Linked DNA regions of Homo sapiens: region 2 is linked to region 1. Evidence: read pairs that join two places in POLR2A ChIA-PET (ENCODE). Cell type or tissue: PC-3. All regions are shown on one strand. Links, peaks and the distances in the headings refer to the core of each region. The heading gives the core; the rest is flanking DNA.

Region 1 (10,204 bases), core at 1,083-9,082:
CTCCTGAGGCTTCTCTTCTAGGAATAATTAAACATGGCCTTAGATATTAGCTCCAGATCACCCAGGGATCTTGGAAGGAGCCGTTGGACAGTCACCAACACAGTGTTGCCAATTGTCACTCCCACCCCTGCCTTCACACAGGGCCAGTCTCCTGCTTTCCAAACATTTCTTCTAGTCAGGGCCAGCTACATAATTCGCAGGTCCCCGTGGAAAATAAAAATGCAGAGTCCCTTGTTGACAAAGTGTGTTGTCACCACTGCAGAGCTAGGCAAGGGTTTCCCCAAGCCTTTCCCAGTCTGTCTTCCTTGTTTCTCAGTAACTTCTCTGCCTCTCCTCCATTGTACTTCATGTCTTTTTCTAGATTTCTTTTGGTAAAAAGCAAAACACACTTTTTGAGGGCCTACTTTTCCCAGGGAACAGCTTTACAGAGCCCTGAGCAATTTTGTTTGGGATGTTTGGTTAGCTCAAGGTGTGCAATGGCATGAAGGAGCCAGGGAGCAGTCTTCCATTTGAAAATGCCGCTCTCTCAAAGTTGAGACAGTTGCTTTACTTATCTGAACAGAGAACCAAAGAGCTGAGTCACAGAGATGTGTGGTTAAGGATGTTAAGTCGTAGGAATGCTAGTTAAGTGTTTATCAGGTGTTTTTTTTTTTTAAATAAAGTGGGGAGGAGGGTCAATCCTTTATGTAATTTAATTCAACTAGCTAACAGTCGTGCTTTATTTCTTAGAATCATTTTAAAAATAGGTGCAAGGGAGATAATGCTGGCTTAAAACAGCCACAAGCATCCCAGTGGTCATATTGTATTATGGACGGGTTATGTACTTAGCATCGTAATTTGCACTATGGAGTGTTTCCTCCCAGATTAGATGAAAAGCTGCCTTTTGCATGTGTTTACAAGATGCTTTACAAATTGGGCGCCCTTGATTGCTATGTGTTGAGGAACTCCACTGTTCTCAGATGGATATACTTTAGCGTCTGCAGTAAGCGGATAGTCTTTGTCCTACTCTTTTTAAAACTTGTCTTTATTTGTAATTGTGGTAAAACTATAAATTATAAAATGTACTATTTTAGCCATTTTTCAGTGTACAGTTCTGTGGCTTTAGGTGCATCCTCATTGTTGTGCAGCTGGCACCATCATCCATCTCCAGAACAATTCCATCTTCCCAAACTGAAACTGTCCCCATGAAACCCCAGCTCCCCATTCCCCTCCTCTGGCAACCCCACGCTACCTTCTGCCTCTTTGAATTTGCTTACTCCGGGTACCTCATATAAATAGAGCATTTGTCCTTTTGTGACTGGCTCATGTCGCTCAGCGTGATGTCTTCAAGGCTCATCCATGTGGTAGCGTGTGTGAGCGTTTCCTGCCTGCCTTAGACTGAGGAATACGCCATTGTGTGCCTGCACCACATTCTGTTTGTTTGTTCACCCATCGGCAGACACTTGGGTCGCCTCTACCCCTTGGCTATGGTGCATGTGCGGCTGGGAACTTGGGTGATGCCCTCCTTCTTGAAGACAGTTCCGGACAATCCCTCCATCCCTCCCGTGCCCTCCCCTTCAGAGGCAGTGCTGCAGCTGCTTGCGTGGTGTCCCTGTCTTCCTCTCAGAACATCTGCCCTGGGCTGGTGTCACAGATGGGTAGAAGATCGTGTCTGCCCTGGAGAAGGGAGCTCCTCATGTAGCCGGAGACGGTTGGGAAATTGAATATCCCTGGCATGCGGCACAGGATGAGCGGGGCAGGGAATGGGAGCTGAGGGTGGGGGGTGAACCGAGCACATCCCAGGAGGGCAGGTGCAGTGCACTGTGAGGTGCCTTGGCCCAAGAACAGGACAAGGTGCAGGGGCGCAGAGGAGTCGCTTCCGTCAGTGGGCAGGGAAGCCCAGGGGGCTGTGGCATCTGAGCTATCCCCAAGGAGGGCTTGGGTTTGAGCAGTTGAAAGGATTGAGAGAGGACCTCTTCTGTGAGGAGCTGATGAAGGTGGGGAAGGGACATGTGCAGAGTGCAGAGAGGACGTGGCCTAGAGGAGGGCATGGGTCCTGACCCTGCAAGGCCCCCCTACAAAGCCATAGAGTCAGCCTTCGGCATAGCTTGATTTTTTTCCCCCAGTAGACAATGAGTCTCCTGAACTTTGTAAGTAAGGAAATGATGGAAGAACGAGATTTTAGGACTTGATGGGAGAGATCCAGGAGAGAAGGGCTCGTGTCCACCCAAAGGGTCTGTCCACAGCCCCTCAAGCCAGCCCCTGAGGCGCTGTACCTCCAGGACACACCCATGTTACTCAATGCCTCTTGAAAACCACCTGAACGAGCCCCCATCACAAAACTGTGGTAGGCCCCATGGTCCTACCTGGGGGCCACAGCCCTCTCCCTCTCGACATGTCTGAGCTCCTGCCAAGCACCTTCTCTGCCCAGTGCCCAGTGCTCCTGCCTCCTACAGGCCCCAGCCCAGCACCATGTGGTCTCTCCACTACAGAGGCTGTCAGGCTTGCCTGATGCCGGACCCCACACAACTGCTCAGGAATTTCAGTTGACCTCCCTGGGTGAGTTTCTAGGGCTGCAGAATACCACAGACGGGCAGCTTCAACTGCAGAGATGTATTTCCTTACAGTTCTGGAGGCTGGAAGTCCAAGACCAAGGTTCAGCAGGATTGGTTTCTCCTGAGGCCTCTCTCCTTGGCTTGTTACATGGCTGTCTTCGTGTCCTCACACAGTCTTCCCTCTGTGTGTGTCTGCGTCCTCATCTCCTCTTCTTTTTTTTTTTTTTTCTGAGACGGAGTCTTGCTCTGTTGCCCAGGCTAGAGTGCAGTGGTGTGATCTCAGCTCACTGCAACCTCCACCTCCTGGGTTCAAACTATTCTCCTGCCTCAGCCTCCCGAGTAGCTGGGATTACAGGCGCCCGCCACCGTGCCCAGCTAATTTTTGTATTTTTTAGTAGAGATGGGGTTTCACCATCTTGGCCAGGCTGGTCTCGAACTCCTGACCTCATGATCCACCTGCCTCGGCCTCCCAAAGTGCTGGGATTACAGGCATGAGCCACCGCACCCGGCCACTCATCTCCTCTTCTTATAGGGACCCCAGTCGAATTGGATCAGGACCCACCCTAATAGCTGCATTTGACCTTACTACCCTCTTTAAAAGCCCACTCTTGAAACACAGTCACATTCTGAGGTCCTGGGGGTTACAGCTTCAACGCTGGAGCTTTGAGGGGACAGTACAGCTCATGACAGCAGAGCTCCAGCATGGACCCTGAGCAGGGCAGCTCTGATCTGTATCTGCACCCGGGATAGTTCCCTGAAGCCCTAGGCCTGTGCATTCCCCAACCTGCTGGACTGGCCCTCTCTTGTGGTACCTGATCTTATCTGTGCCTTTTCCCTAAATCCCAGTGTTTTGGTCCTTGGACCCTAGCTGAGTGGCTCTTTATCACTCCCTTGCTTCAAATCCTCCGTGGCTCTCCATGACCTTTAAGGTGAAGTTGGGCCTGGGTGGTAGGTTTCACGGTCTCTGCCTGCCTCTCCTGCCTCCATCCCCATCATCCCCACAGGGACCCCAGAGCTCCACCCACCGATTTGTTTATTTCCCAAACAATGCTGTGTTCCCCCATGCTCTTCTTTCAGCCCAGAGTCCACCCCTCCATCCTGTTGCCTCCTTCAGACCTTCTTGGCTCCCTCTTCCTCCCTTCCCGTTTCCCACCCCTGCTGTCCTGGCCTGAATATATATCCTCAGCCCCTGGGCCTAGCAGGTACTCTGTAAACACTTCCTGCATGGTGCCAGTAAGGAGGTGGCGAAAGGGTTTTGCTCTCATTTGAGTGAGGTTGGATGGCTTAATTCTAAGATGACAAGAATAAAAGAGGACAGATTCGTAAGTTGGCTCAAACCTAAAGTCACATTTCAGTGAGCTATTGAAGATTAAGAAGAGTTATGTAGCTTATCTGAAATGGCAACTAATCAAACTTGGGTGGATCATACTGGGCTCTGGAGTTGATTATGTCTTTAAACCACTGCTGTTCAGAACTTTAGGTAGGTCACAGAGCCTTTTCTTCACGTGGAACGGGCCCATCTTCGTCCAGGGCCGCAGTGGCTCCGGTGCACTTAGAGTCACCCTGGGGAACTTTCAGAAATGCCTGTAGGACCCCAGCATCCATCGTTTAAAAGAAGTTCTCTGGACACTTTCCACGGGGTATGATTTTGCTCCCAGAGAACATTCGGCAATGTCTGGAGACATTTTTGTCGTTGTTGTCACACCTTTGGGGGCATGGGGGGAGGGTGCTACTGGCGCCTGGTGGGTAGAGGCAGGGGTACTGCTAAACATCCTACAGGGCACAGGACTGTCCACACCACAAGGGATGATCCGGCCCCAGATCCGGCCCCAAATACGGCAAGTTTGAGAAACCCCGGTCAGATCCGGCCCCAAATACGGCAAGTTTGAGAAACCCCGGTCTAGACTAATAAAAACACTCATTGTATTTCCTGACCACACCCAACAGATGGCCAAGCCTGTGGGGTGGGACAGTGGGACCTCTGCTCTTTAACCCACAGTACGGGACACATGGGTGTTCAGGCTGAGGGTGTTTCATCCTGCTGGGAATTCCCACAAGGCAGCCACGGTTCCCTGCCCTCTGTGAAGAAAGGGTTTGCTGAGCTCGTTATGGAATAAACAAAGCTCAGCAGGCAGCAGGCACGTTTAGCCCACCTAGGAAAGCATGTTTGGGAAAAGGGCCATAGTATATTTATACAGGAATGAATGTTGCTAATGACCAAGTCACTCCTTGAAGTAGGTCCTTTGAACCTCTACTTAGAATAACGGTTAATTACTAGAAAAGGAAACGTTTGTTTGGAAGTAAAAGGTACTTATTTTCAAAATGTCTCTAATTCAAACTAGCCTTTTCCATAATTAATTCCTATTACGGTGGTTTTATAGTGTTGTCAGCAGCAGGAAACTGGAGCTCTCCCGTGGGACACAGACACCAAGCGCTGGAGGCCGGAGCTGAACGTAAGCACTGTTTACGTTTGCTGAGTAATAGATCAGGCTGGTTCCCGCCAGGGGCCCAGGCAGCAAGCCTGATGGATCATCTAGTCCCAGTGAAACATCTGCTACCTGTGCCAAGGCAGGCACCTCGTGGCTTTGCCGGCTCCGAAAGTGAGTGTGCTAGGTATTAGCTGGACTGCTGGCCGGGGCCCCCTTGGGTATCCAGAGTGACCCCTTCCCCAGCAGGATGGGTCCTGCTTACATGATCGCAGCACTGTCTGCCTTGTCTCACTCTCTTGGCCCTGGACTTGGTAGCGTTGTCTTCCTTTTGGAGTGTTCTTGATGTTCTTGGTGCCTCTAGCACACGGCTGTCAATGGTGGTGGCAGGGGAGACTTAGCTGGGTGTCCTGGCAGGGGCCCATGTCTGACTCTCAGAGCTACTTTCAAGCAGGCAACAAAGATGTTCGATTGGAGCCCATCTGGCTAGAGGGAGTGAAATGCAAGAAGGTGATGGGTTCCCACAGGAGCCTGTCTGGGGCTTACCGGTTTCTGGAATTCTATTTTCTGGAGTCATCAAAATCTTCACGAAAAAATTAGCTGGGTGTGGTGGCACATGCCTGTAGTCCCAGCTACTTGGGAGGCTGAGGCAGGAGAATCATTTGAACCTGGGAGGCAGAGGTTGCAGTGAGCCAAGATGGTGCCACTGCATTCCAGCCTGGGCAACAAGAGCAAAACTCTGTCTCAAAAAAAAAAAAAAAAAAATCTAGTAAGTTCCAGAGTGGGTTTTTAAAATTATTATTATTTATTTATTTATTTTTTGAGACGGAGTCTCGCTCTGTCACCCAGGCTGGAGTGCAGTGGCACGATCTCAGCTCTCTGCAAGCTCCGCCTCCTGGGTTCACGCCATTCTCCTGCCTCAGCCTCCCGAGTACCTGGGACTACAGGCGCCTGCCACCACACCTGACTAATTTTTTTTTAATTTTTTTTTGTTTTTAGTAGAGACGGGGTTTCACTGTGTTAGCCAGGGTGGTCTCCATCTCGTGACCTCATGATCCGCCCACCTCGGCCTCCCAAAGTGCTGGGATTACAGGCGTGAGCCACCGCGCCTGGCCTATTATTTCATTTTAAAAGAAGACTTATTTGTAATATTTTTCTGGGAAGTCCCATAAGAAACAACTTGTCAAAAGTGGATATTGTCAAGACTATGAGGGAATTTTGATGTGTGTGGTTTTGTTTTGTTTTGGGGTTTTTTTTTGGTTTTATGTGTTTGCTGATAATGTGGTTTAAGTATAAGCAAATGGTTTCACTGTTTAATTCATTTCTCGTTTGCCTTCTTGTTGTTCATCGTTTATAACTATAGTTCTTTTGGGGCAGAGTCTTAGATAAGTGACCAATGGGAGGGTGGTGAGGAAAGCCAACGGCAACTTTGATGATGAATCTCATTTTTAACAGCAGTTTTTGCGAAGCTGAAATGACCTTTGACAGCAGAAGGTTACCAGGCAATTTACAGACTGAGGATGTATGGATCATCTTACTGAAAAGAAGTTTTTAAGTCTTCAGAAGGCATTTTCTCCTTGAGTACGGGGAAGCAACGACACACAGCAGCCTTTCTTTTGCGATCTGTTTGAATCTATATAGCAAACACAGTGGTCTAGTCTTATAGTTCAAAATTATGTGGGGAAAATACTGCACCAGGCATGTCCTGAGCAGTGTGTTAACATTCAGATGTTTATTGAGCTGATACTTTGTGCACAGCACTGTGCTGGGAGCTGCAGGAGACAGGGAGGATGGATCTGTGAGTGTGCTTGGAGAACAGGTGGTCCCAGGAGACAGAGGCGGGGCCAAAATAGCCTGGCAGAGCGGTGCACGGTGCATGGAGATAGGGAAGAGAGAGTTGGGAATCCCTGGGATGTGCGCCCTGTAACGGGAAGGAGCGGGAGAAGACACTTATTTCAGTTAGGAGGAGAGAATGGCACAAGACTGCGAAGAGTTTGAAAGCTTGAGGGGTCAGTCAGGATGCTGCAAGTAGCAGAAAACCCTGCATCAAACTTGCTTTAAAAAAATACAGAAGGGCCCGGGCACAGTGGCTTACGCCTGTAATCCCAGCACTTTGGGAGGCCAAGGTGGGCGGGTCACCTGAGGTCAGGAGTTTGAGACCAGCCTGACCAACATAGTGAAACACCATCTCTACTAAGAATACAAAAAATAGCTGGACGTGGTGGCGGGCACCTGTAATCCCAGCTACCCGGGAGGCTGAGGCAGGAGAATCGAACCTGGGAGGCAAAGATTGCAGTGAGCCGATATCACACCATTGCACTCCAGATTGAGACTCCGTCTCAAAAAAAAAAAGTATAGATGACATTTCTGGAAGTCCAGAGACAGGACGGGCTGCAATCTCCAGTTCTTTCTAGTTCTCTTCTAGGTCATCCTCTGCCCTGGCTTCATTCTCACGCTGTATTAGCTTGCTGGGCTGTGTAACAAATACCACAGAAATGTATTCTGTTACAGGTTTGGAAGTTGGAGGTCCTAGATCCAGGTGTGGGCAGGGTCAGTTTCTCCTGAGTTCTCTCTCCTTGGCTTGCAGATGGCGTCTTCTCCCTCTGTCCCCACGTGGTCCTCCCTCTGTGTGTGTCTGTGTCCTCATCTCTCCTTGTAAGGACACCAGTCACCTTGGATTAGGGCCCGCCCTAGAGACCTTACTTTAACTTTAATCATCTCTGTAAAAACCCTATTTCCAAACAGGGTCACATTTTGAGGTTCTGGGGTTTGGATTCCAGCATATCTTGTTAGGGGCAGGGTGGACACACTTCAACCTGCCCAGGGTCCCTTCAGGGAGAAGGGAGGCAGTCGCATCTCTGGAGCATGGGCTGAGTGTGTTCTCATGTCACTTCTGCAGTAAGTGGGCTTTCCGTCCAGTCTGTCTGTTGTAAATCAGATGTGCAAGTGAGGGCAGCTGCCAGAACTTCCATAGGAGTTGGCTGCCGTGTTCACAATCCAGGTGGTGACAGAAGGCTGCAGGTACTAGAGGGAAGGGCAGGTCCCACCACTGCAGGAGAGGTAGCTGGGAACAGGGGTGGGAGTGTGGGTCCCCATCATAGGGGAGGAGGAGGGAAAGGAAAGGGGGAAAAGGGAGACGGAGAGGGGAAGGGGAGCAGGGATGGTGGAAGAGAGGGGAAGTGGGGAGAAACAGGAGGAAGAGATGAGGAAGGGAGAGGGAAGGGAGGGGAGGAAGAGTTCATTGCTGCAGGTTGGCTGGGCTGAGTGTTTTACAGATGCCGTGGCTGAATCCTGACAGCCCCCTGAGAAGTTGGCTTCTCTGTGGCTTATAGCTAAGCTAAGCCACCTGCTGGAGCTGAGATTTGGACCCCAGCAGCCTGAATCCCAGCCCCTGCACACTGCCCCTCTGGGTAGGGGACTTCCAGCATGGGTCCTTCACTCCCAGCAGCCGCTTCCAGCACCCTTGTTGCCTGGGTTCTCCGCCCAGGTTTCTATGGAGCAGTGTGGATGGGTTGGGGCTGTTTTTCTTGCCTTTGATATAGTGACAGTCAGACTCCTGTTTGGAACTGACAGGCAGCCCATAAGCACACCTGCTAAGAACCTCAGGCCTTGACATAGCATCTGTGGGAAACTTTCACATCTCTTTTCTGAGTTCTTGGCCTAGAGATCTATTTCCTAAGCACAAGGGAGGATACGATCAAATGCCCCCTCTCCTGGAGGTTGATCCAGGCATTGCGGTTATTCCGTTGGTGGATTGGCCACACCCCTCGCGTCTCCTCCGTTCTGCTGCCTGACCTTGTGCTGTTGGAGGAACAAAAAATTGATGCTCCTCGCAATCCATCAGATATTTCTGCCCTGTCTTTGGACCCATTTTAAATAATTTCACAGATTTTTTTTTTTTTGAGATGGAGTCTTGCTCTGTTGCCCAGGCTGGAGTGCAGTGGCGCGATCTCTGCTTGCTGCAACCTCCACCTCCCAGATTCAAGCGATTCTCCTGCCTCAGCCTCCTGAGTAGCTGGGACTACAGGCGGGTACCACCATGCCCCGCTTATTTTTGTATTTTTAGTAGATATGGGATTTCACCATGTTGGCCAGGCTGGTCTCGATCTCCTGACCTTGTGATCCACCCGCCCTCCCAAAGTGCTAGGATTGCAGGCATAAGCCACCGCACCCAGCTCTTTATTTATTTATTTATTTATTTACAGAGTTTCGCTCTGTCGCCCAGGGTGGAGTACAGTGGCGTGATCTCAGCTCACTGCAATCTCCGCATCCCGGGTTCAAGTGATTCTCCTGCCTCAGCCTCCCAGGTAGCTGGGATTACAGGCATGCACCACCACACCTGGCTAATTTTGTATTTTTAGTAGAGATGGGGTTTCACCATGTTGGTCAGGCTGGTCTCGAACTCCTGACCCCAGGTGATCCATCGCCTCGGCCTCCCAAAGTGCTGGGATTACAGGGGTGAGCCACTGTACCCAGCTTTCACAGATTTTTTAAAGTGGAGGCATAATGACCACATAGTAAAATGGACAGATGTTAAGTGTATAGCTTAGTAGGTTTTGACTTGTATATATGCCCATCAACCACCCCCTAAATTAAGGTATTTCCTTCACCCTAGTGAATTCTCCAGTCAGCCCACCCCTTAGGCAACCGCTGCGTTAATATCTATCCCCATAGCATGGTTTTGCCTATTCTGGAAGGTTATATGAAGGAGGCCTGTGGTCCGCCGTGTCAGTCTCATCCCTGGATTCCTGAATGGTACTGTGCACATTGATAGTTGTTCCTGTTTGTTGCTGAGCCATATTCCACTGCATGGGTAGACAACACTGTGTTTCTCTCTCCATTGGTGATGGACGCAGGGTTGTTTCCAGCCTGTGGTGATTATGCTTAGACTGCTGTGCCCATTATAAGCTGAACATTGTCAATCCTTTCCACTCCTGGCTACCCCTCTGTTCTAATATTTAAAAGTTGATTGGCAGAATCAGGGCAGCCATTGAAAAGTCTTGACTTATTTATAAGCTAGGCAAGTTTCCTCTTTTTCTTTTCAAAATTTTTGGGGTAGGAAGCAGGAGTGATGGGAGGAGTGTGGGGAGGGGGTTACCATTTGTTAGGGGCAGGGATCCCTGGCCCTAGAGAGTTGTGGCCCCTGTGTGGCCCTACAGCTTCTGGGACTCACTCCCTAGGGCTGATAAGGAGGCCGTGGGAATGGTGCTAGTACCATTTGGGCAGGGAGAAGCCACCTAGAGG
Region 2 (10,204 bases), core at 997-8,996, 140 kb before region 1:
CGTGAAACATTGCTGAGTGGAAAAGCTACTTGATTTCTTAAACAAGGAACATGTAGTCTTTGCATCAGAAAGAAATTTTTTAAGTACAATAAAACTCCAGCTTTAGAAATCTTAACTTGCATGAATACTGTGTGGATATTTTCTTTGCGTGTTTTTGTGTTTTCCAGGCTTGATTCTTTAAACATACATTATTTCTTTTTATTGAAATGAAATTACATACAGTGGGACACACAGCTCTAAGTGTACAATTCAGTGAGTTTTTACAAATGTCTACACCCGGGTGAGCCACATGGCAATGAAGTTCCCTTGTGTCTCCTTCCAATCAATCCTCTCCCCATAGGCAACCCCTGTTGTGACTCACAGCATATATTATTTTTGTAATTTAATAAATGCTTAAAATTTAAATATAAGAAAATCCTCACAGGAGAACTTGTAACCAACATACGATAATTACAACAAACTTCAGATTGAGAAAATTTGGCATGAAAAATACTGTTAGTGTAGAATGGCAGACTTTTAAAAATGAGATATCTGTTATATTTTTTAAAGGATTTGCACTCTCATTATCCTTCATCAAACCCTTCTAATTTTTCTGCTGTCATAATGAAATATGTTTTCCATACAACATTATACACGTATATACCATTTAAAGATAGAATTCCAGGAAAGAGCCGATTTAAAGCCAGGCATTCACCTGGAAAAGTTAATTTCTTCCTCCTCATTTAAGAATGCCTCTTTTTGTGTGAGTAGGGGAGGGAGGCTCGTGAATGCCCAAAGACTTTGAATGAATGTTATTAGCAAAAATACACAAAGCTTCTGCCATCAGGGATCTCACAGCCCGGTTAAGGAGATAAGACTAAAGAAATTCGTGTGTAGCACAAGATAGCACATTATGTGAGACCCAGGTTAGGAAGAGAGTCAAGAGCCCTATTCTGCCCAACAGTTGTAAGGATTACAGAAACAGGAGGCTGTGAAAGCCTTTGTAAATCGCCTGCTGCTACCTGACACGTGTCCATTGTGGTTCTCACGGGGTCTGATGGAGAAGCCAAGGTGTTCATCGCTCAGTCTGATAAGTCTTGACCCTACCCCGCATCCTGACGGCCTGTATGCTCTGAAGGAGCACAATTTCATGAGGGGTAGAGAGGGACAAGAGAAGGAACATGAGGCCGGCGTGATCCGCCCAATCACAGAAGCCCAGTGCGGCCCGGAGTGAGGGGAAAGGCAGGCCAAGGAGGCAGCCCAGTGACCAAGGCCCCAAGGTGATATCCGTGTCCTGCTGTGAAGGGAAAAGAGCAGCCTGGTCTGAGAGTGCTGGGGACACGTCTTCTAGCATCTCCAGCAATAAGGATGGGGAGGAGGACAGCTCGACATGTCAAGCCTTGAGCTCACGGGCTGCCAGGGGCAACCATCATCTAAGCAAACTGTGGTCCTGCCGAGGGTGGGCAGGGCTTCTGTCACTCACAGGGATCGGGCAGGCAAGCCCCCTCCAAACCACTAATCTCCACACCCTGGCCAGCATCCTTCCCTTGGGGCTGAGGAGCCCAGGAAAAGTGGTGCTGTGTCCACCCCGACCAAGCAAAGCATCAGAACCCTGTGGGTTTTAATCCTTGGGAGCATTTTAACCCAGAGGCTTCCTGCTTGTGTAAACTTGTAAGGCCTGACACATTTATGCAGAATTTCTCCTGGTGTGAGAGAAGCAACCCACTCTTTCCAGGTGGCTTAGTATTAAACCTCAATGTGTTTTCCCCAGAACCCTCTTCCTGCAGTTTGCTTACATCTGAGTAGTGGAGGAACTTTTTATTCTTGTCCCCTCCAGACTTTCCCCAGAGAGCGTTCTTCCGTGGGCCCCATTCACCCAATTTTCAATACCCAGGCACACATTAGGACCTCTCAGAGCCTGCGCAATCTTCTAATAAATTTTGACCCTGTAAAAGTGCATGGCAAAAGAAGGTTTCTGCCCTGAAGGCCCTATGGGTGCTGCTATAGTCACGATTTTTGCAGCATGGGTCCCTTTAAAGCAAGCCCGGAGAAACCAAGCTGAGCACCAGAGCGAGCTCCCCGGCAGCAGCATGTCCACCCTCTGCAGACTCCTGCTCAAGTGCTTCCACAGCCCCCACATTCCTCAGTGAGGGAGGACACACACAAACCTCACTCCCAGGGAACGTGTGTGCTGGAGGCAAGAGCTCTCCTAGCGATGTCCTGACGTCTTGGTGTAGACTCGGTCCCCCAAAGCCCATCTGTCCTTCTAACGGCTCAGGTCACTGAGTCTCAGGCTGGGAGCAAAGGGGCGCTTCCAACGTGAGGCCCAGAGAGGCTTAAGTCGGGTAGGACCACCATCTGGATTGTCATATTTGCTGGTTGTCGATTCAGGATGGGAGAGGACCAAGAAGAGAACACAGGCGGGAGCTGGGAGGGTCGACGGCTCTCGGCCTCTGCTTCTTTCTATAACCCAGGAAGGTGGGCTGTTTCTAATGAGATAAAAAATACATCTATCGGCCAGGTGTGGTGACTCACGCCTTTAATCCCAGCACTTTGGGAGGCCGAGGCGGGTGGATCACGAGGTCAGGAGATCGATACCATCCTGGCTAACACGGTGAAACCCCGTCTCTAATAAAAACACAAAAAATTAGCCGGGCGTGGTGTCACGCGCCTGTAGTCCCAGCTACTCGGGAGGCTGAGGCAGGAGAATGGCGTGAACTCGGGAGGCGGAGCTTGCAGTGAGTCGAGATCGCGCCACTGCACCCCAACCTGGGCGACAGAGCAAGACTCCGTCTCAAAAAAAAAAAAAAAAAAAAAGCAACAAAAAACATCTATCCAGCTCTGACTGACTGTGTAACAAGCACATTGCTGAGCTCATTTCCATTTTTGTAAAATAAGAATGATAATACATACTTTGAAGGGTGGTTGTGAGAGAAAGAAAGTCTAATTTCTTTCTATTGCCTACTTCATTTCTCTTTTTCCCCTGATGGTCCCTTAATCTTATAACACAAAGAGCCTTTGAGCCTCTTACCTAGCTTAGGCCTTGGTTTCTACACAGCCAATTCTGACACCACTTCCCCCTCATCCTGTCCCCAAGGCCAAATAAGAGACGTTTGTCGAGAGGCTTCTGTTCAGTTCTGAGATCTGCATCTGTCAACTTGCTTTTGCAGATGCGTCTCCACTGTGGTCACGCTTTCAGGAGCAAGTTGAAGGTCTGAGGCCTTCAGCAGTCCTGTTTTTTCAGGGCATACGGGAGGAGATAGCCCTGCAGCCCCATCCCGCACTGAGCCCTCAGGCCCTGCAGGGGAGGGAGCTGGCTGTGGGGGCACGTTCCTCACTGTTGGCTAGAGTCAGGGATTTTCATTATGCCAGTATCTTCCAGCTAGACGGACTGTTTCATTAGAAGCATTAAAGCCATTTGATCTATTTATGATCATAGATTAGCTGTTGTAACAAAAATTACACAAGTATACTTTATTTTAAAGAAACTCAAAATAGAAAAAGCTGAATTTATAATAACCCCCATGATGCAATTTCTCATATTATTGGGAATTCTTCACCATAGAATTCCTCCATCAATACCTTTAAATCCAACAGAAGGATTGAGAGAGGAAGAACCTCATTTAGTTGGGTGGGCTTTAAACTGGACTCCCTGGAGCCATGGGGATTTTCTATAGACATGCCCCGGGGGACACCGCACTGAGCCCCGACACTTACAGCAATGGAAAACCAAACAACGAAAACCGAAAGCCAGCAACTCCACTGTCTGTTCTCTGTACCAGGCTTCGTGGATAAGGTTTGGTTTGAAGAACAGATTCTATGACTGAAATATTTTCAAAAACCGTGGACCCGGTCTAACAGCATTTGTTAAACAAATGAGGACCCCGAAGAACAGAGAAGGGAAGAGGTTTGCTCCAGAGTCAGATGTCGAATTTGCCTGCCCTGATCTCAGCCTAGTGTCTGCTAAATTTTCCAAATGCTGTCTTTTTGTGAGGGTTGGGGAAAATAAAAAGGGAGGAACAAAATTAAGCAGATGTGTATATTTTAAAACATCAGTAACTATCTGGAGATCCATCATAAATGAAGAGAGAGGATCACTAAATATGCTACATAATTTCACGAACATTGCTTGGGAATAGCAATGGAAAGCTCTGAAAGTCTGAAGAGATTATTTTAAAGGGATAAATGTAAAGTTTTTAAGTATATACAATGAAGTACAGAGGTCCTTATAGCACATACTAATTTTTTTTTTTTGAGATGGAGTTTCGCTCTTGTCACCAAGGCTGGAGTGCAATGGTGCAATCCTGGGTCACGGCAACCTCCGCCTCCAGGTTCAAGTGATTCTTCTGCCTCAGCCTCCCGAGTAGCTGGGATTACAGGCGCCTGCCACCATGCTGGGCTAATTTTTGCATTTTTAGTAGAGACAGGGTTTCACCATGTTGGCCAGGCTGGTCTCGAACTCCTGACCTCAGGTAATCTTCCCGCCTCAGCCCCCCAAAGTGCTGGGATTACAGGCATAAGCCTGTAATTAATTGATGAGAATTCATTAAAATTTAGATCAATCACTGATGGACAGAAACTCTAAAGATTTTCAGAGTAACTTTTTTCTCTTAAACACATCAACCTTTTCCCCTTTCCATTGTTTGCTTATCATTTGCCTAACAGACTGCTTTTACACTTAATAGTCTAAAGGTAAATGTCAAACTATCTCCTGGCCAAATTATCAGGACGTTAGAATTTGTGGAAATTTACTCTATGCACATCTGCTACGGGGAACAGGGAGCAACCATTTTTTGTGTGGCGCCCTTATCTATAGAAACAATGTAAGTCACTCAACATTAGTCCATCAGCATCATTCTGGCTGCCCAAGTTTATGTGATCCCGTAAAGGAAGTACTGTCCCAGGCAGTGACAGTGGTCTGCGTGCCAGGTGCCCCCTACGGGATGACCTTGTTAGGCAAGGCCCTAGCTCCAGGCCATCTGGTCGACCCCACCTGCAGAGAGTGGATTGGAGACTATCCCAGAAGGGAGAGATGACGGCGGGGACATTAGGACAAGGCTCAGGGAGCTATGACTTGAGAACACTACAGTTCCAGCCACCAGAGACAGGGAAGAGGCAGAATCCCCCTTGCCTGGATCAAAGAGTGGTACTGACTCTGCAAGTCAAAGCAGCAAAAGAAATGGAAATAGAAAAATTCTATATGCTAGCAACTTTTCAGCCATATCTCTCTGAGCAGTAATTAAACTTGGAGTTGAATATCAAAAGAGAAAGGGTGCTATTGCTGTCCAACTGCATTTTGAGTGTCTTCGCGGCAAACCACTTGCATTTCCTGTTTCATGCATCACTGTGATGTTTCTAAAGAATTCCCTATGCCTTTGGACCGAGGATGATTATTCTAATGTAGGTAGGGCGCCAACTGGCTCTATGGAGTTTTCAGTCTCCACAGGGATTTTTTGAAAGCATATCTTTCAAGTTAAACACAGCAGGGAGCCAAGCTACAAGGGTCCATTTTTCCACCTGTGGTCACATTAAGGACCGCAGTAATTGGAACTTGACAAGAGCTCCTGGTTTCCACAGAACTAGGGGTAGGCACGTACATTGGCAACACTGTGTGTAAAGCTGTCCTCTCCTCTGTGTTCACCACACTGGAGTCTGTGGGGGCTGCAGCTGGTTGTGAATAATCCAAGACAAGGAATTGGCTGTGCTGCCCAGCACAAAAGGCTCACGACAAAACCTTGGTGGCCAAACTCTGAATTACTCCACGTGAGGCAAGATCCCCATCCTCATGGTGCCAGGGAGAGCAGCCCTTCCTGGGGGCTAATCCCTGTAGGTAGAGACCCTGCTGAGCTGGCCTGGCAGACCCCAGCAGGAGCCAGGGCCTGGGGGATCTGCACGTATTTCAACATCAAATGCACAAAGCGATTCCTTTCACAAATCAAACACTGGCTGCTGTGTCATCCTTCTTCAGGACAGGTTAAGATTCATCTAAGATTCCGAGGCAGTGAGGTGGGAGGGACACTGCCCATCAGGTGTTGGCTTTTTGTTTCATATCTCCCTCAGGTAATCCCTCCTTCACATTTGTCTTGTGCCACGCTGGAGACAGAGCATTTCTGTTTGCTGCCCTTGTCCCCAGTCCCTATCTGGCCTTGCTGACTACAAGAGGTTGGTTACCAGTGAGTCTGCTCCAGCCAGACTAGAGCAAACCCAGCAAGTGCAGAGCCCACTCTGCCCTCATGGAGATCAGTATCATCCAAGTCATCCCAGACAGCATCCAGAATCAGTCCCGGAGCAGGGCTCAGGTCGCCTCTAAAAAGACAGGCTGGCCGGGCGCGGTGGCTCACGCCTGTAATCGCAGCACTTTGGGAGGCCAAGGTGGCGGATCACGAGGTCAGGAGATCGAGACCATCCTGGCTAACACAGTGAAACCCCGTCTCCAATAAAAATACAAAAAATTAGCCGGGCGTGGTGGCGGGCACCTGTAGTCCCAGCTACTCAGGAGGCTGAGGCAGGAGAATGGCATGAACCCAGGAGGTGGAGCTTGCAGTGAGCCGAGATTGCACCACTGCAGGCTAGCCTGGCAACAGAGCAAGACTCTGTCTCAAAAAACAACAACAACAAAAAAAAAAAACAACAAAAAAAGACATGTTTCTAAATCCCATTCAATATGAGCAGCTGATGTGTTTAAGCAAAGCCTACCAAGAAAATAGGAGAATATCCAGATGTTTCCATGAGCAGGAGTCTTCATTCTGACACCATTTCCAGAGAGTTACCGCTTGCAGATCAGAACCAAAAATCCCTAGAGAGGAAAGCCTCTCCCCTTCTCATTTCAGATTCCACACAGCACACCTCGTCACCTCCTTCACACCCTGGCTCAGAGCTTTCCTCCTAGTGAGGCCTGTTCTAAGCACCCCATATAAAAGTGCCCCCCCCCACTCTCACCCACACGCCCACACATGCACCCATAAACACACACACATGCAGGAAACACACCCACATGCTCATCCAACATAATCCCAACACACGTACACACTCATACACACACACTTGCACACATATACACACTCACACAACACTCATACCACAGCCTTTCCAATCCCTCTTCTCTGTTCTACTTTTTCCCTTTTTTTAGCATTTCTGACCTGAAAAACTTCCTTATTTATTAAGTGTGTTGTTGATCACCTCACTCCTCACTGCTGAAATGAGGCTGACAGGAGTCCACGTTCTGTTCACTGATGTATGAGTGCCCAGAACTATGCCTGCCACGTGGAAGATGCTTCACCCATATTTGCGCAGTGACCTTCAGACAGAAAGAAACATGCAATTAGATTGTGATGGGTTTTCAATTAGTGAAGACATCTTACTACTAGATGATTTAAAAATAAAATACTAAAATATTTGCACAGGTTCACACTTCAGTTACCTTATTTAATACACTATTTATTCAGCAGCCTTCTCCTATGGGCTCTATTTAGGCTGCAAAGAAAAAGAGGGAGTGGAGAAAGGGAGGGTGACTGAGTTAGGGAGGATATAGGAAATCAAGAAGAGAGATCCCCCTTTATGTGAATCAGGAGGCTAAGACTGCCCTGTAGGGGCCAATTCTAATTTTGCAGAGCTGAGATCTCTTCCCCAGCCATTGCTGACCTGAAAATCCCTCACTGGGTTCTGGAGTTGCTGTGTATCATGCATTACTTGGTCTATAAAAGTGACCTCTCTGGGGCAGGATATTTCACAAAATTTGGGGGATTCAAATGTATTCGCAGTGACAGCTGCCTTTGACAAGGATCACTGGTCAGTAATAACTTCCTCGGATGTAGCATGACTGCGGGTGTAACGGGGATAGTCCTCAAAAGCCTGTCATCAAAAGAGACTCTCCCCGTCTTCCTAAAGGGGAAAACCAACGCCAACTTCAATTTGTTAAAACCAAAACAAACAAAAATGTCTTTAGGGCCCCAGTGCTGTCACACCACGCCTTTTCTCCTGGGTTAACTACTCAAGGGAAGGAGTGAAGAGGAGGCCATGAGACAGTGAGACAAATCCAGTTTTTAGAAACTGAGGCTTGCCCTAATGCTATCACTAAAACGGCTGTGTGTCTTTGGGAAAGGCATGCAACTTCTCTGATTTTCTCACCTCTAAAATGAGGGACTTGTGGGCAACATGGCGAGACCCCATCTCTACAGAAAATACAAAAATTAGCCGGGTGTGGTGGCACGTACACCTGTAGTCCCAGCTACTCGGGAGCTGAAGTGGGAGGATCACTTGAGCCATGATCACGCCACTGCACTCCAGCCTGGGCGACAGAGCGAGACTCTATCTCAAAAAACTACAAAATAAATGAGGGGCTTGGAAGTAATCCAAGAGCTTTGCTTCTCCCTGGAGCCAGTTTCTCAACCTCTGTTTCCTCAACTGTAAAATGGAAACAGAATTCCTTCCTCAAGTAGCACAACGCCAGCACACAGTAAGCACGTGGCTGGCTGTGGCTCCCTCTCCCTTTCCCTCGTTCTGCCAGTGCTGTGGGGGGTGTTAGTGTCATTGATTCCTGTTTCTCCCCAGTGCCTGTTGAGGGGTGCGGCGGGAGGTCCTAATGGAAGCTCTGTAGGGCACAGAGGAGTACTGAGGTGACCCCATGTATAAGGCTTCGGCCTTTGCACTCATTGCCAAAGGGTGGAGTTGGAAAGAAATGCTGCTGGGCAGCTATTCATCATCGCAGCCATCCTTCGTGGGCTCCTTCTCAACCCCAGCTATGCTAGAATGTGTCTCATCAAAGCCCCACAACAACCGTATGGGGCAGATGCAGTTGTCCTATTCTGCAGGCCCAGAAGGGCTGAGTAAACCGGAGGTCATGGAGACAGGATTCCGAGCAAGGCTCATTTCCCCCAGAGCCCGCATTCTTTCTCTGGCCCTTCTAGCTATGCAGTAAAAGTGGCTCTGGCTTTAGGCTGAGGAGAAGAGCCTCCTCTCCCAAGAGGCTCTGACCTCCACCGCGAACATCCAAATGATGTCTTAGCCAGGTCTTTTGCCAGCTGCTCAAAGGTGCCCTGTGGCCCAGGGTGGGCCATGCTAGGCATGACCAGCTCCAACTGTAGGTCACAGAGGCTGTGGCCAGCTTTCTCCTCTGCACTGGCGGCCACTGCCCGCATCTCAAACACCTGAGCAGCAGCAACACCATCTCCACTTTGGAACTTGTTAAAGATGCAAATTCCCAGCCTTGCTCCAGCCCTACTGAATCAGATTCTCTCACTAGCCCTCCAGGGAATTCTTGCACACGCTCAAGTTTGAGAGCCACTGATGTCTGACCCCATGCCCTGGATTACCGTAGCTCTAGGCTGTTGGAGCAGGAGAATCGAGCTCAGTCTTCTCACAGCCTATGGAGGTGCTGACTCCCTGTTTGGTGGAGAGCGATGGGCATGTGTGTGTGGGTGGAGGGGGAGATAAGGAGAAGGTTCTATTTCCAGCAAGAACAAGATGTTTCTTCCACCAGAATTAGCACAAGACAGCCCGAGCCCAGCCAAGGTAAGCCAAAAAGTCCCCAGGGGAGGTTCAAACCCAGGGAGTTCATGGGCAGACACCAAGTGCTGCAGACCAGAGAGGGGTCAAAGGGAGAGCCACGGGCCAAGGAGCAAAGAGCCGTGACACCCAGCAAGGTGGCAAGCACAGCCACAGACAGATCTGGGCCACCTGCTGCCCAGGAGGTGGCCGCAGGGTACACAGCATATCCATCGGCTTGGTGGAGCCGAGCCAGGGCAGGCAGGACACCTGCCTAGGCACATCAAGAAAAGGGTGGCTGCATCTGCCCCTCTGTCATTCATCTACTACAGAGAAAAACAAGGCAGTCCTTCCTGGTCCTAGGGTGGCTATATAGCTGGGAATGGGCAGGGCTGCTTGGGGAGTTAGGGTGAAGGTAGGGAATGCTTGGGAACGTCACGCCAGGGCCCCTTTGCCAGAATTCCTCACATTAAGATGACAGATAACCAGCAACGTCACTTTCAGCAGACAGTTTCTGCGATAATGGAAGCCACAATTGTTACCATCAGATGTAATTAATCTTCAGACCAATAATGAAATGCATTGATGAGCTTGTTAGTTTCTCCATATAGTGCAATAAGAGTGTTTGAACTCAGCAGATGTTTATCTTCTGCCAGAGGACAACCCCTTCCCATTCTTCCAGAGTAGGAATAATGTGAGAACAACCCACTTCACGGTCCACACCACAGGCCAAGACGAGAGG

The links. ChIA-PET counts read pairs that join two places held together with the same protein. Peaks named below come from ENCODE experiments on the same cell type or tissue, not always from the same donor. Only the 100,000 strongest peaks of a DNase experiment are listed, where the experiment ranks them.
Region 2: POLR2A ChIA-PET joins it to region 1 with 31 read pairs; 2 of 35 experiments call an interaction of 5 or more read pairs at or near these places.

What each region holds. Positions count from the first base shown.
Region 1 is chr6:3,433,267-3,443,470 of GRCh38, reverse strand. The region is part of intron 1 of SLC22A23 (solute carrier family 22 member 23); the gene reads left to right. Among named protein-coding and RNA genes, the nearest start is that of SLC22A23, 19 kb to the left of the region's middle. In PC-3, for the core only: no CTCF peak of the experiment used is centred there; a DNase peak (open chromatin) is centred at 5,020; H3K27ac peaks cover 1,685 bases.
Region 2 is chr6:3,570,638-3,580,841 of GRCh38, reverse strand. No RefSeq gene overlaps it. Among named protein-coding and RNA genes, the nearest start is that of SLC22A23, 120 kb to the right of the region's middle. RefSeq lists an enhancer at 798-1,709. In PC-3, for the core only: no CTCF peak of the experiment used is centred there; no DNase peak of the experiment used is centred there.